Regions from separate parts of the Homo sapiens genome. Here all the other regions are linked to region 1. A link is a contact called in ENCODE Hi-C data. All regions are on one chromosome and are shown on one strand. Each heading gives the region's core, a stretch centred on a gene start or an enhancer-like site at or near the end of the contact. The rest is flanking DNA. Distances are from core to core; before and after follow the strand shown. Region 1 overlaps LOC125312414 (a long non-coding RNA gene). Region 2 overlaps LINC00970 (long intergenic non-protein coding RNA 970). Region 3 overlaps LINC00970 (long intergenic non-protein coding RNA 970).

Region 1 (4,772 bases), core at 766-3,265:
TTGATCCTTAGCCAGTAGGTAAGATCAGATAATCTCCTTCATGCTTCTTTTCAGGATATGCTATTCTTTCAAATTTAGCCAAGACAGAGGATTCCATTCCAGACATTCTTTCCATGAATGGCATTCAGTTAGGAATGTTGTTATGCTTCCATCTTTTTTCACTTAATAAAGGCTTCAGCCAATCTAAGTTACAAATAAGCCTGACCCTACTGAGTTACAAAAGTTATGTTTTCTGTAGCTGGTTTAAGAGAACTGGAATCTGAATTGGCCTTCTCCAAGACTACAAGATTGAGTTGGATGACCTTTGCAAAGGTTTCTGGGAGGCAGCTAGACTAAGAAGCATGGGTCTTTCCCCTTCCTGCCTGGAAAAGTATACAGCATGTATAGTTTACCCCTTGGACAGAGCTAGTCCCAAGAAAATTCCTAAAGCTGGAAAAGCTGGCTACTGAACACCTAATACTCAGTTTCTCTTTTCTAAAATTCCTCCTGCTCTTAGAAACTCCCCTATTGCCCAGATGTCATGCAACTAAATTATATTGCAACCATACAATGGAATACCGTGCAACCATTAAAAAAATATTGTGGAAAAATATTTAGCAGCATGCAAGTCATTCAGGTATTCCCCCAGGCCTCCAATTCTCAATCAGAGCATAAAATTTGTCAAATATTTTACTCTGGTCATTGTTTCCTGAGCATGTAAAACCACACCATTTCCTGCACCAAGTCAAGGTTTACGGTCTTAGTTCCAAGAACTAGTTTATAAGTAATAAACCAGACTATTTCCGGTTAGACTAGCAATAAGAAAATATACTATAATTGTTCTTTTTATTGAGAAGCAGTGACATGGATGTTTATCCATCCTAACATTCTCAAAGATGCAAACTTCTCACTGGAATTTAAAAGACATCCTTTTTGAGTAACCATTAGTTAATACTATTGTTTTTCGAATAAGATATAAACCCTAGTCCATCAGTTCATGGCTAGGGGATTTTGAACATGTAACTTAATCTCTTTAAGGCTCAGTTACTGTATTGACAAAATGCAACTACAATAGTATTTATCTCATGTGGTTAATTGAAAAAGTAAACAAAATAGTATGTACACAACTTATATAGTTCCTAGTAGTCAGTAGATTCTCAATAGATGTCAGCTATTATGCAAACTGCAGGACCTCAGTTTTATCCTCCAGCCTGTATTTAAGAAGGGAGTTGAGAGAGTCTCATCCTCATGGATAAGAGCAAATCACAGACTTCACCAGAGTTTCTAGTCTGTCTTATGAGGGAGTCAGGAATTAAAGAACAGCTTTGTATGATTCTCTGTTTTGTTTTTGACCCAGTCTCTCTCCCCTGTGAAAAGCAGCAAGAGAGGTTTCACTTCTCTATGAGACATAGCAGGGAAGCAGGACCTTGCTCTGGAACCAGTCTTAGGGAACTGTTAAGTTTAAAGCGTACCAAGGGACAAAGCAAGGAGAATGGCCTAAAAGGAGAGAGAAGCCAGCTGAGACCATAGGGCCTTGGCAGTGGCAAAAAATAAGGGCAATTTGGGAAGACAAAGATGGGCCTAAGAAATTGTCTTGGGAATGAGCAATAGGAGGCCTAGGTAGGATTCCTGTTATACAACAACTCTTTCCCATCAGGAAGCCAAAACTACTCTTGGACTTGGTAATTCCCCTGTCCATATGACACCTTAGCCAAAAGGGTAAATCTAATTCCAGTAAATGAAAGTATTTAGAGTCCTCACAGTGAGGAAAACTGTCTGCAGGCACTGGTGCAGAAATGTCGATGAGTGAGAAACTCCAATATGTTTGTTTTGAGAGAAAGAGACAGAGACACCCACAACCACTGTAAGTCAGAACGTGATCCCTGTGCTAGCAGAGGTACAATGTGCTGTGGGGCATGGGGGAGGTAGCTCCAGTGTACTTACTAAGAAGCGTGAGCATGTGTAAGAGTGGGAGGTGGAGAGGGAGGGGCAAGAATCAACATGAGATTTACAACAAGAACATCTCTTTTCCGGGACTGCTGACATATCCTGGGCTTTCTGCCAGCTCTGACCACCACCTGTTCAAAAACCAGAATGAAAAGCATTCCCCTTCCTCAGATTCATGTTGACTTGCTCTTCCTTCCCATTATAGTTTGCCTCCCTTTGCACTTTCCAAGAAATTATAACCCTGGGCTCAAGTGAAAATGAGGATCATCTGATTTCAGCTTGTTAACAAGGAATATTGGAGAGTCTGAATGGTGACGACCATCCATGGCCTGTTGATATATAGTGTGTGCCTTTCTGCCCTGCCTTGTTTGCTGGTCTGAGATTTTGCACCCTCTGTGAGTGGCTAGAGAATTAGGTTACTTCCTAACTGCTTTCAGGCTCACCGTTTCCCTCAAAAATCCTACATTCCAATTCTTGAGGTCAGACTTCTTTGGGGCTACAAGGTAAAGGCACTGGCCTTGTTTTCCTAGTTCCTCTCGGTGTGATGTTAGATGTTTAATTTGAGATCTTTCTAACTTTTTGAAGTACGCATTTAGCACTATAAACTTTCTTCTTAACACTGCTTTTGCTGCATCCCAGAGATTTTGGTATGATGTGTCTCTGTTTTCACTTATTGCAAAGAATTTTTTTTATTTCTGCATTAATTTTGTTGTTTACCCAAAAGTCATTTAGGAGCAAGGTATTTAATTTTCATGAATTGTGTTGTTCAAGAGATCTTTTTGGTATTGATTTTTGTTTTTATTCCACTGTGGTCTGAGATTATGGTCAGTATAACTTTGATTTTTTTTTAATTTATTGAGGCGTGTTTTATGGCCAAGCATGTGGTTGATCTTGGAGTATGTTCTGTGTCTGTGTGCAGATGAGAAGAATGCGTATTCTGTGGGTGCTGGATGAAGTATTCTATAGGTGTCTATTAGGTCCAATTGGTCAAGTGTCAAGTTTAAGTCCAGAATTTCTTTGTTAGTTTTCTGCTCAGTGATCTTTCTAACACTATCAGTGGGGTGTTGAAGTCCCCCACTATTATTGTGTAGCTGTCTAAGTCCTTTCATAGGTCTAGAAGTAGTTATTTTATGAGTTTGGGTGCTCCAATATTGGATGCATATATATTTAGGATAGCTAAGTCTTCCTGTTGAATTGGAAACTTTATCATTATGTAATGCCCTTTTTTGTCCTTTTTTACTGTTATTCGTTTAAAGCCTGTTTTATCTGACATAAGAATAGCAACCCCTGCTCTTTTTTGTTTTTCATTTGCATGATAGGTCTTTCTCTGACCCTTTACTTTGAGCCTATGGGTCATTACATGAAAAGTCAAAAACAATAGATGCTGTCAAGGCTGTGGAGAGAAGGCGATGCTTATATACTGTTGGTGGGAACGTAAATTAGTTCAGCCATTGTAGAAAGCAGTTTGGAGATTTCTCAAAGAACTTAACCATTCAACCCAGCAATTCCATTACTGGGTATACATCCAAAAGAAAATAAATAGGACACATGTACTTGCATGTTCATTGCAGCACTAAATGCACCATGTCTTTTGCAGCAACTTGGATGTGGCTGGAAGCCATTATCTTAAGCAAATTAACTCAGGAACAGAAAACCAAATACTACATGTTCTCACTTATATGTGGGAGCTAAACATTGGACATAAAGATGGCCACAATAGACACTGGAGAGTACTAGAGAGAGGAGGAAATGGGGAATAAGGTTTGAAAAACTAACCACTGGGTTCTGTCTCACTTGTCTGAGTGACAGGATTAACCATACCTCAAACCTCCGCATCACACACTATACCTGATATGGTATATCTATATACATATACCCACCCAAATCTCATCTTGAATTGTATTTCCTATAATCTCCACATGTCATGAGAGGGACCTGGTGGGAGGTAATTGAATCATGGGGGCAGTTACCTCCATGCTGTTCTCGTGATAGTGAGTGAATTCTTATGAGATCTGATGGTTTTATAAGGGGCTTTTCCCCCTTTTTCTCAGCACTTCTCCTTGCTGCCGCCATGTGAAGAAGAATGTGTTTGCTTCCCCTTCCGCCATGATTGTAAGTTTCCTGAGGTCTCCTCAACCATGCTGAACTGTGAGTCAATTAAGCCTCTTTCAATTATAAATTACCCAGTCTCAGGTATGTCTTTATTAGCAGCATGAGAACGGACTAATACAATCCCCATATAACAAATCTGCACATGGGACCCCTGAATGTAAAATTAAAGTTTAAACTATTAAAAAAAGAAAAGACATTGGCTCATTATGACCACATTTTGTGATTGTTCTGAGAATGGAGTCTCAGGAAGGCTCTGCAGGTGCTAGCTGAACTCTATGCCAACTCTCACACTGGACACCAGAGAAGATTGTGCTAGTGAAATGGGAAAACCAGGTTTCAGGAGATGGGGAATAAGGTAAATGAGTGCCAGGTTACACATGGCAGGATTTGCTCACTCATTTAACATTTAGCAAATATCACTAGAGTGTCCAGTACATGCATGCAACAAGAAAAAGGCACAGTCCCTCCACCCAACAAGACTATGGTCTACTGAGCGGGAAAGGCAACCAAAAGATAATTAATATACTACAGTGTGATCATTGCTACAGTGGGAGAAAGTCAAGATGGAATAAAGTAATACAGGAGAAGGAAATAACTCTAAGTTGTTGCGTTGAAATAAGGCTCCTGGAAAGAAAGCAGAGGCAGATTTGAGAAGCACAAGGCATGCATGGGGGTCCCCAGGCTGGATGGCAGAGGAGGGAGTGGAGGGGTGCAAATCAGTACCTGAGGCAGCC
Region 2 (4,772 bases), core at 1,426-3,925, 580 kb before region 1:
GTTAGACTGTTCAAGGCCTTCTCTGCTAAGCATTTGGGGAGAGCCCAGTAAGTGGCTGAGTGGGGCCAGGCATCCCAGCCTCCCTGCTACCTGGCTGTCTGGCAGTCCTTTACTTCTCGTGCTCTCTTCTCATCAACAACAACCTGGCATTTGTCTTTCCAGACTCAAGAATTTTTGAATTATTGGGTTCTACTCCACCTGCTCCCTTAGGTACCCTGCCTCTCAAATTGGTATTTCCAAGGGAGGGAAAAGTTAAGCCAAAGGTTTCCCAGCTGCTTATCTCAGCTGAAATGATCTCAGTAGTGTGCACAGCGGTTGGGCACAAGGGCTCTGGAGTCAGCTCGCCTGTGTTCCACTCCTTGTTATGTCTTTACTAAACTGTCTAATCCTGGATAATGCATGTAATATTGGTAGACTCTAGAATTCTCCATAAAAGGAGGTTAATGATAAACCCCTGGTATCATTCTGAGGATTAAAATAGATAATGTACGTAAGGCATATAACACTGGGCTTGCCACAGAGCAAGTGTTCAATAAATGTCAACGATCATTGTTTTTGCCTCCCCTTTTTATGCTTCCTTTTTACCTTTGCCTACATTGCTAAGTGCTTTCACCTTGTTTCATGGTGAGTGTGTTTGTGGAGAGTGAAGATAGGAATGATAGGGCACAGAGGCATTTTTTTGTCTTATTTTTCAACTCACCTGATACATAAAAAAAATTGATGCTACTTATTGAGGACTGGGCATCACACATACTATGGTGTTTTTAAAGCATGTCCACAAATTTTCGGCACTATTTCAAATAAAAGGAGCGGTCTAATTCTGCTCTCCTAGAATACAGTCTGGTGGTAGTGATTTGCTTCTAATAAATAGAAGGCAATGGAAGTGATGTCACTGTGTGACTTTCCAGCCAGGCCAGAAAAGAGGATATGGTTTCACCTGTTTCTCTCTCAAGTGAGATACATGCCTTTGGAGCCCTGAGCTACCTCATAAGAAATCTGGAGACCTTGAAGGGACCATGCAGAAGGACCATGTGGTGGGTCCCAAAGGGATAGAGGGAGGTGCCTGGGGAGCCACAGCTGCTCCAGCCCCTGCTCCAGCTATTTGTCTTCCCAGCATGGGAACAAGACCTGTGAATGAAGAAGCCTTGAAATTGACCCCAGCTCTAGCCACTGACCAGTCTGCCTCAATCACCTGGGAGACCCCGATTCAGACTAGCTCAGCTCAGCTGCTCTCAAATTCCTGGCCTACAAAACCCACAAGAGCTAATAAACAGCATTGCTCTTGCAAGGCACTAAGTTTTGGGCTGATTTGTTATGTATTGCTAGATAACAAATAAACGCATGATATCAACTAATAACTCTGTGTGGCAGGTATTGTTATCTTAGTTTCACAAATGAAGAAACTAAGGTTTAGAGAACTTGAGAAGCATACATACAATACCGCTAGGGAGACACAGAGCTGGGACACAAACTTGTGTCCACGAGACTCCAGAGCTTGTCAAGGATCCTCTGCACCAGGAGGCTGCCTCACTGGATGCTGGAGGAGGTTGAAACAAATAGGTAAAATTGTGTTTTTCTGTATCTGCCCTACTAGCCTCTCATGATTCTAAGATTAAACACACGATCACATTGTGTTTGGAAGATCACCACCTGTTCAAAACACTCTAGGCTCATAGTTAACTGGCAGAACCAGCCCCTGAAGTGAATTTACTAAAAGGCTCTGTGTCCTGCGTCTCCTTAGGAACAGTGCTGGGTTTCAAAGTAGGCATCAGGGCAGGGCTGCTAGTTAAAGGGGGTGGTCAGCAGGCCCAGAGGGCCCAGGTTGCCCTGGGGAAGCCTGGAGAAGGCTGTGAAGTTCCAAGCTTAAGGCAGGCAAGGGAAGGCCATATGGTGTGTGGTGAAAAATGGCGGAGGAAAACAGAACAAACAAGGCTGAGGAGTGGGAGCACAGCTGAGAAGGAAGTGAGAAGAGCACGATGTAACGGAAGCTCTGGAGAGCAATGAGAGAAATCTTCACAGACTGGATGGCTGAATGCTCCCCAGAGACACAGAAGGGCTCTGCTGCTGCTGCCAAGGGGAAGCAATTGGTTTGATATTAGACCCAAGGGGATTTACATGCCAAGGTCCACTTTAGAATTTCTATCCTAACCTCTGAACCCATGTACTTCTAAAACGTATATGTAAATGTTTCTGAGAAGACAGGGTCCATTCATTCAGGTTAATGTCTATCAAGCATCTATTATGTGCTGGGTGACCAGTGACAATGGGACATATAGAATATAAATTAAACACATTTTCTGCCCAAGAGGAACAGGGTCTGGAGGGAAATGATAATTTTTGGACACCTATTGTGTGCCAGGTCCTATCTGGGGTGATTTACTTAAATTTTCTCATTTAATCTTGACACCTATTCTACAAAATAGGCATTACCTTTATAAGAAGCTGAGCTTAGAGAAATTAAATAACATGCTTAAAGTTATATACAGCAAGCAAGTGTGTGTGTTTTAACCCAGGTTAATCTAATTCTAAAACCCATAATTGTTCCGCTGTCAACCCTGCCTCTCAGGCTTATGGGTTCGCATTTCTGGGTGCAGATTTCATGGAACTGTGTACAGAGGGCTTTAAGTCAGCAGAGAGGAAGTGGTTAGTCCTGCCTTGAAGAAGGTGCAGGAGGGGACGTGGTTTCACAGAAGTTATTAGATCAGGGCAGTGTAGGGAGAGGAGGAGTTTAGTAGTTAGAGAAGGACACTGTAGACAGAGGGAGTTGCAAGTCAGAGGGAACAGTGTGCCAGGCATGGAATGGAGGAAGACATAGTTGGAAAGACAGGCCAGGGCTAGACTGTGAGAAACTGTTTCTTTTCAAAGGAATATGGGCAAAGGGAAGCACTGAGGTTTTTAAGCAGGAAAGTGACTTGATCAGATGTGCCTTTTAGAAAGGTCATCCTGATAGCTCTTGGCAGTATTGTTAGGAGCAGAAAGAGCCTGGCCATTTTCACTTAGATGTTGCACTGACCTCTGAATCTCAAAAATCTCACAGTGAAATGCATGATCTGTCTTCTTCCTGCTTGCAAACTCTTATCTACTCCTGGGTACCCAACTTGGTAAGCACCTCACCATCCACCCAACTGACCAGGCCAGGGGCCTTGGCTTGTACAGAGGTGGGTGTGCACAGATGCTGACAAAGCTTAAGCATCAGGGCCCCTCACTCACATGAGCACTCTCCAGGCCCTGCACTGAATTTTGTGTTTGCAGCTTTGTAGTCAAGAGCTGTGCTAATCTCTTAGTTGTGCCATTTTTTCTCTTAAACTCTTTCTAATTTGGCTTTCAGCCACTATCTGCCACCTGGATCCCTGTAGTGGGTTTTGCTTAGGTTAGCCTGCTTCTCTACTTGCCACTGGAAATTTTATTCTCAAAGTAATTCTTCTAAAACATAAGTCAGGTCATGTTATTCCTCTGCTTAAAACCCTGTCATAGTTTTCACTGAGAGTAAAAGTCAAAGCCCTTACATTGCGCACTAGGGCCGTGCATCTCCTGACTGCTGTTTCCTTTTTGAGTTTTTGCCCACCACTCTTCCTTACACTTTGTGCTGCTCTAGCCACACTGGCCTGGAGCCACTCCTCAACACTCAGGCCCGCTCCCATTGTAGGGTCTTGGCTTTAACCTTTCCCTCTTTCAGGAGGCCCCTCCCACAGATATTTTCTCACCTCCCACAAGTCTGTGCTCAAGTCTTGCCTTCTTAATGAGACCTATTCTGACTACTATTCTTTTTTCTTTCCAACTTGTATTTTAGGTTCAGGGGGTACATGTGCATGTTTGTTACGTGGGTAAATTGTACGTCACAGGGGTTTTGTGTACAGATAATTTTGTCAACCAGGCAATCAGCATAGTACCTGATAGGTAGTTTTTCAATCCTCTCCCTCCTCCTACCCTCCACCCACAAGTAGGCCCCAGGGTCTATTGTTTCCTTCTTTGTGTCCATATGTACTCAATGTTTAGCTCCCATTTATAAATGAGAACATGTGGTATTTGGTTTTCTGTTCTTGTGTTAATTTGCTTAGGGTAATGGCCTCTAGCTGCATCCATGTTGCTGCCAAGGATATGATTTCATTCTTTTTTTGTGGCTATATAGTATTCCATGGTGTATATGTACCACATTTTTTTTTTATCCAGTCCATCATTGATGGGCACCTAGATTGATTCCATTTCTTTGCTATTGTGAATAGTGCTGCAGTTAACATACATGTGCTTGTCTGACCACTATTTTTAACACTGCAACCTGCCCCTTCCCCTCTCCCCTGCAGCCCTGGTTTACCATATTTTCAGAGATAGAAATCATACACTTTTATGTAACCTATGTATTAGCTAATGCTCTGTATCTATATATATTGACTTCCCAATTATTGATAACAATATTGACTCTTCAGAGAATTTTAAAGCTCAGAAATCCTTTTCATATCTATTCTCTCATAGGAATTATTGCCTTCCTGTTATACATAATAAAACTAAGCTCAGAGTTAAGTGAATTGTCTATTAATAACTACCAAATTTTGGCACCTACTCTGTGCCAGACACTATAAATATATCATGGCCAATGCTTACAATAGACCCATGAAGTGGATATTGTTTTCTGTGTCTTGCAGTTGAGAAAGCTCAGTGTTTGACACTTATGTGATGGTCTAAGTTCCCATTGCCTGTCACATCCAGGACTGCTTGATTCCAGAGCCTGTTCTTTTTCCATTGTTGTTCCTGTTCATTTCATTTCTTCATGCTGC
Region 3 (4,772 bases), core at 1,085-3,584, 560 kb before region 1:
CGCATTGTGAAATGGTTCAGTCAAGCTATTTAACATATCCATCACCTCACATACTTATTGTTTTGTGTTGAAAACACTTAAAATCTACTCTATTAGCAACTTTCCCGTATATACTATATTGTTTTTAACTATAGTCACCATGGTGCCCAGTAGATCTCTTGAACTTATTTCTTCTATCTAACTGAAATTCTGTATCCCTTGGCCAACATCTCCCCAATTCCACAGCCCCCTACCTCTGGTAACCACCATTTTACCCTCTGCTCCTTTGAGTTCAACTTTTTTAGGTTCTACATATAGGTGAGATCATGTAGCATTTGTCTTTCTGTACCTGGCTTATTTCACTTAACATAAATAATTCTGAAACTTTTATTAAAAATGTTAAAGTCAGTATTAATCACCAGACTTAAGAATAATATGTGTAATAATATAACTAATAGAGGATGACTTGCTTAAGGAAATTACACTTAGCTATAATTAAGTGCTTGCCCTACAAATCCTTCATCTAATGATTCTAAATTATTTTTCTTTCTTTTTTCTTTAATGTAAGCCATCGATTTTAGAAACTTTTGGGGACATTGCTGGTGATAAATCCATCATGGCTCAAACTAGTTTCATTACAAACTAAGAGTTATAATGGTGGTGACCTTGTTGCACTGTGAAAATGATCTACTATCTCCTCTTTCCCTTGTGTCTCTGTGGAAGAGATGTCCCTTTTCCAGTCCCTGGGTACAGACCCTCTCTCTTCCCATGTTTGCTGGATGCTGCCTCATGATTTATCCTGTCTTTCCAGATTGTCTTTTTCTCCTTTTCTAGTGGTTCTACTACCCTGGTTTCAGGAAGGCTCATCTCTATTCTACGACAAGCGACCTGAGAGAAGGGGCTGTGGGCTATTTATTTTTGCATCTCCAAACCTACCTAGCACGCTGTAGGGGGTGAAAATACAATTATTTTTAGAATTAATATGTGATTATAAGGATAACTTTGATTTATTTTTCTTCTTAATCTGACTTAGTGAATGGAAACAAGTTAACCTTAGCCAGAGTTCGGCTACGCATTCACTGAGTGCTTAAGTCCCTTTATTGTGGTAGCTGTGACTTGGTTTTAGCTCCTGTGCTACCAGAGGGATGATTGTGCAGGGAAGAGGTGGGAAGAGATGAGTAGAATGCTTTTTTGGGTCATTTTTGTGCCTAACTTATCTCCCGGAGACAGAAGCAGAAAGAGAAGTACCGTAGTATCTCTGTGTTAACGCACAAAACCCCATCATCTCTTATCAGTCACGAATCTCTCTACCAGTTCAGCTTTCTAGGCCCTTCATTAACACTCACCATCCCACAGTCCTCCCTGCAATATGGTTTTCCTGAAAGGGGAGTCCTGACAATAGTCCATGCAACCCTATGCAGTCTACAAGTTGCTTCTGAGAAGAACTTGGAGTTACAAAATCTCAGCACGTAGCAGGCTTTGTTTCTTGGGACAGTCAGTATCTCCTCCAGAACAAGCCATTTTAGGCTAACCAGAAAACAGATCTTTCTTTCTTTCTTTCCTTCCTTTTCTTTCTTTCTTTCTTTCTTTCTTTCTTTCTTTCTTTCTTTCTTTCTTTCTTTCTTTCTTTCTTTCTTTCTTTCTCTTTCTTTCTTTCTCTCTCTCTCTCTCTTTCTTTCTTTCTTTCTTTCTTTCTTTCTTTCTTTCTTTCTTTCTTTCTTTCTTTCTTTCTTTCTTTCTTTCTTGTCTTTCTTGCTGTCTTTCTTTCATCTCACTCTGTCACCCAGGCTGGAGTGCAGTGGCGCAATCTCAGCTCACTGCAACCTCCGCCTCCCAGGTTCAAGTGATGCTCCTGCTTCTGCCTCCCAAGCAGCTGGGATTACAGACGTGCGCCCCCACGCTTGGCTAATTTTTGTATTTTTAGTATAGACGAGGTTTCACCATGTTGGCCAGGTTGGTCTCGAACTCCTGACCTCAAGTGATCCACCTGCCTCAGCCTCCCAAAGTGCTGGGATTACAGGCATGAGCCACCGCCCCCAGCCAGAAAACAGATTTTCTAAAAGTGCTATTTAAGGTATTGTACATAAAATCACACATGTGTCATGAGCTGCAAAAGTGATCACCTCTGACCAAGAGAAGTGAGAAAAGAAAAGCTCAAACATGAGCCCTGAGTCTGGGAAGCCAGAATGGGAATTGTGTTTGGTTCACTGGAGAGAGGGAAAAAGAAAATAATCTTATCTGTCTCCAACAGTCCTGTCTCTCCTCAAGGCCATGCAAGTACAGATAATTCTTTTGAGCCAGTAGAACTACAGAGCCCTACGCACTCTTTTGGCTCCACAGTGGTCTGGCTGAGGCCGTCCCCCCAGTCTACTCCCCCAGCCGCATGCTTTTAAGCATGAGTGACCAGTGGGCCGGAGGTGCAGTGGTGCTGAGATTTGCAGAATATGGTGACATGCCAGTGATAATCGAAGGAAAGGACAATGTGTAGCTGAGAAACACTGACATCTGAGAAGTGTTCTACTCCAGTGACTCCCTAAATTGGTGGTTGATTGCAGTTATTCATAGCAGCACTAATTTCTTTTCTTGCCCTCTCTCCTTCTCTCTGGCCAAACAGTTTTAAAACAACATCAAAGGAATGAAAGAAAAATGCCAGAGAGCATCAACTTGAATCTCTCCACTCTAGCATGCCTAAATTTATTTCGTTTTATGTTTTTGTGTGTTCTAATCTTTTAATCTGTACAACAGATTAGTTAATGATATAAAAGGGAGCAGAATCCTTTATATAAATTTTCCAATTCAGCCAAGGTCAAGGAGATATTTTCATGCGGGTAGGGAAGTTCTGGCAATGTAGTGATGGTGTTTGTGACCTTGGCAAAGTGACCTCATCTCCATGTGCCTTGTCTGGAGTGGCTGAGCTCCGCCTTGGCCTGCAGAAAGGAATGGCCCCAACATATCTGTGGGAGTGTTGATACTAATAGTTAACTGGATACACTCTACTTTTGCTTTGTAGTGGTTAATATTTCCCCAAACTTTTCTTTCTTTAAAAAAATTCAGACCTACAGAAAAGTTACAAGAATAGCACAATGATGTTCATTTACCCTTTATCTAGATTTACTAATTGTTAACATTTTACCACATTTGCTTTTTCTCTTTCTCTCCACACACTTGCATGTTCACACAAATATTTTTTTGATAAGCCATTTAAGAATTCATTTCACAGAGAATTCAATTACTGTTACCTAAATATCTTAACACATGTCTTCTAAGAACAAGGACATTCTCCAACATAGCAACAATACAAGTATCACATTCAGGAAATCTAACATTGAAAACATAATATTATTTGATGTATAGGCCAAATTCTGATGTCTCCCAATTGTTCCAACAGTAATATTTTTAAAAATGTTTTTTCTTATTTTTCAATCCAGGATAGAATCAATAATCATTCATTCCATTAGCTGTTCTATTTGTTTAGTTTTTACAAATCTAGAACAAGGCATGGCGCCGTGGCTCATGCTTGTAATCCCAGTACTTTGGGAGGCCGAGGCGGGCGGATCACGAGGTCAAGAGATCAAGATCATCCTGGCCAATATGGTGAAACCCCATCTCTACCAAAAATACAAAAATCAGCCAGGCGTGGTGGCGGGCACCTGTAGTCCCAGCTACTCGGCAGCCTGAGGCAGGAGAATCGCTTGAATCCGGGAGGCGGAGGTCGCAGTGAAAGGAGATTGTGCCACTGCCCTCCAGCCTGGCAACAGAGCAAGATTCTGTCTCAAAAAAAAAAAAAAAAAAAAAATCTGGAATAGTCCTGAGCCCCTCTTTAAAAACAAATTTCTTATCTCCGTAACTTTTTTTTTTTTAATCTTTTGCAATTGAGTCTCGCTCTGTCACCCAGGCTGGAATGCAGTGGCCTGATCTTGGCTCACTGCAACCTCCACTTCCTTGGTTCAAGTGATTCTTCTGCCTCAGCCTCCTGACTAGATGGGACTACAGGTGCACGCCATCATGACCGGCTAATTTCTATAGTTTTAGTAGAGACAGGATTTCATCATGTTGGCCAGGCTGGCCTCGAACTCCTGACTTCAGATGATCCACCTGCCTCAGCCTCCTGAAGTGCTGGGTTTACAGGTGTGAGCCACTGTGCCCAGCCTCACCTTGACATTTTTGAAGAGTTCAAGCCACTCTTGAACTGTTTTGTAAAATGTCCCTCAATATAGATTAATCGAAGTGTTTCCTCATTCTTGGATTCCAATTAAACATTTGGGGCAGGAATACTGCATATATGACACTGTGCCCCTCTCCATGCATCACCACAGCAGGCACAACATAGCACAGAGTTACAACACTGATGTTCACTTTGATCACATAGTGAGGTCGGTTCCACCAGATTTCTCCATTTGGAGATACCTTTTATTCACTCCTTTTTAAAGTTAATAAGCAACTTGTGGAGTAGTTTTGTTTTTTTGTTGTTGTGTGTTTGTTTTGTTTTTTTGGGTTTTTTTTGAGACGGAGTCTTGCTCTGTTTCCCAGGCTGGAGTGCAATGGTGCTATCTCGGCTCACTGCAATCTCTGCCTCCCGGGTTCAAGCGATTCTCCTGCCTCAGCTTCCCGAGTAGCTGGGACTACAGGCACGCACCACCACACCCAGCTAATTTTTGTATTTTTAGTAGAGATGGGGTTTCACCATGTTGACCAGGCTGGCCAGGCATGGTGGCTCACGCCTGTAATCCCAGCACTTTGAGAGGCTGAGGTGGACAGATCACTTGAGGTCAGGAGTTGGAGTAGTATTTTAA

The links. Hi-C counts contacts between places; a loop is a spot of excess contacts on that map. Pooled maps may share reads with other maps.
Region 2: a map with no recorded cell type shows a loop between it and region 1 (6-fold over the local background). The contact joins two enhancer-like sites. A Hi-C loop is called at or near these places in 3 of 37 single-sample maps with no recorded cell type and 5 of 50 pooled maps.
Region 3: a loop to region 1 is called in a map with no recorded cell type, with 11 times the contacts of the local background. The contact joins two enhancer-like sites. A Hi-C loop is called at or near these places in 16 of 37 single-sample maps with no recorded cell type and 4 of 50 pooled maps.

Annotation. Positions count from the first base shown.
Region 1 is chr1:168,463,579-168,468,350 of GRCh38, reverse strand. It overlaps LOC125312414 (a long non-coding RNA gene), which reads left to right. Exons shown (of 8, transcript NR_176090.1): 4 at 3,978-4,074. LOC101928565 (a long non-coding RNA gene) reads left to right here. Exons shown (of 5, transcript NR_176057.1): 5 at 3,978-4,237. Among named protein-coding and RNA genes, the nearest start is that of XCL2, 78 kb to the left of the region's middle. Within about 2 kb of position 2,015, at least 8 of the 41 ENCODE cell types and tissues checked have a DNase peak (open chromatin) inside an H3K27ac peak, as active enhancers do.
Region 2 is chr1:169,042,419-169,047,190 of GRCh38, reverse strand. All of the region lies in intron 3 of LINC00970 (long intergenic non-protein coding RNA 970), which reads left to right. Among named protein-coding and RNA genes, the nearest start is that of LINC00970, 42 kb to the left of the region's middle. RefSeq lists enhancers at 1,891-2,020, 2,573-2,832. Within about 2 kb of position 2,675, at least 6 of the 41 ENCODE cell types and tissues checked have a DNase peak (open chromatin) inside an H3K27ac peak, as active enhancers do.
Region 3 is chr1:169,025,818-169,030,589 of GRCh38, reverse strand. All of the region lies in intron 3 of LINC00970 (long intergenic non-protein coding RNA 970), which reads left to right. Among named protein-coding and RNA genes, the nearest start is that of LINC00970, 59 kb to the left of the region's middle. Within about 2 kb of position 2,334, at least 4 of the 41 ENCODE cell types and tissues checked have a DNase peak (open chromatin) inside an H3K27ac peak, as active enhancers do.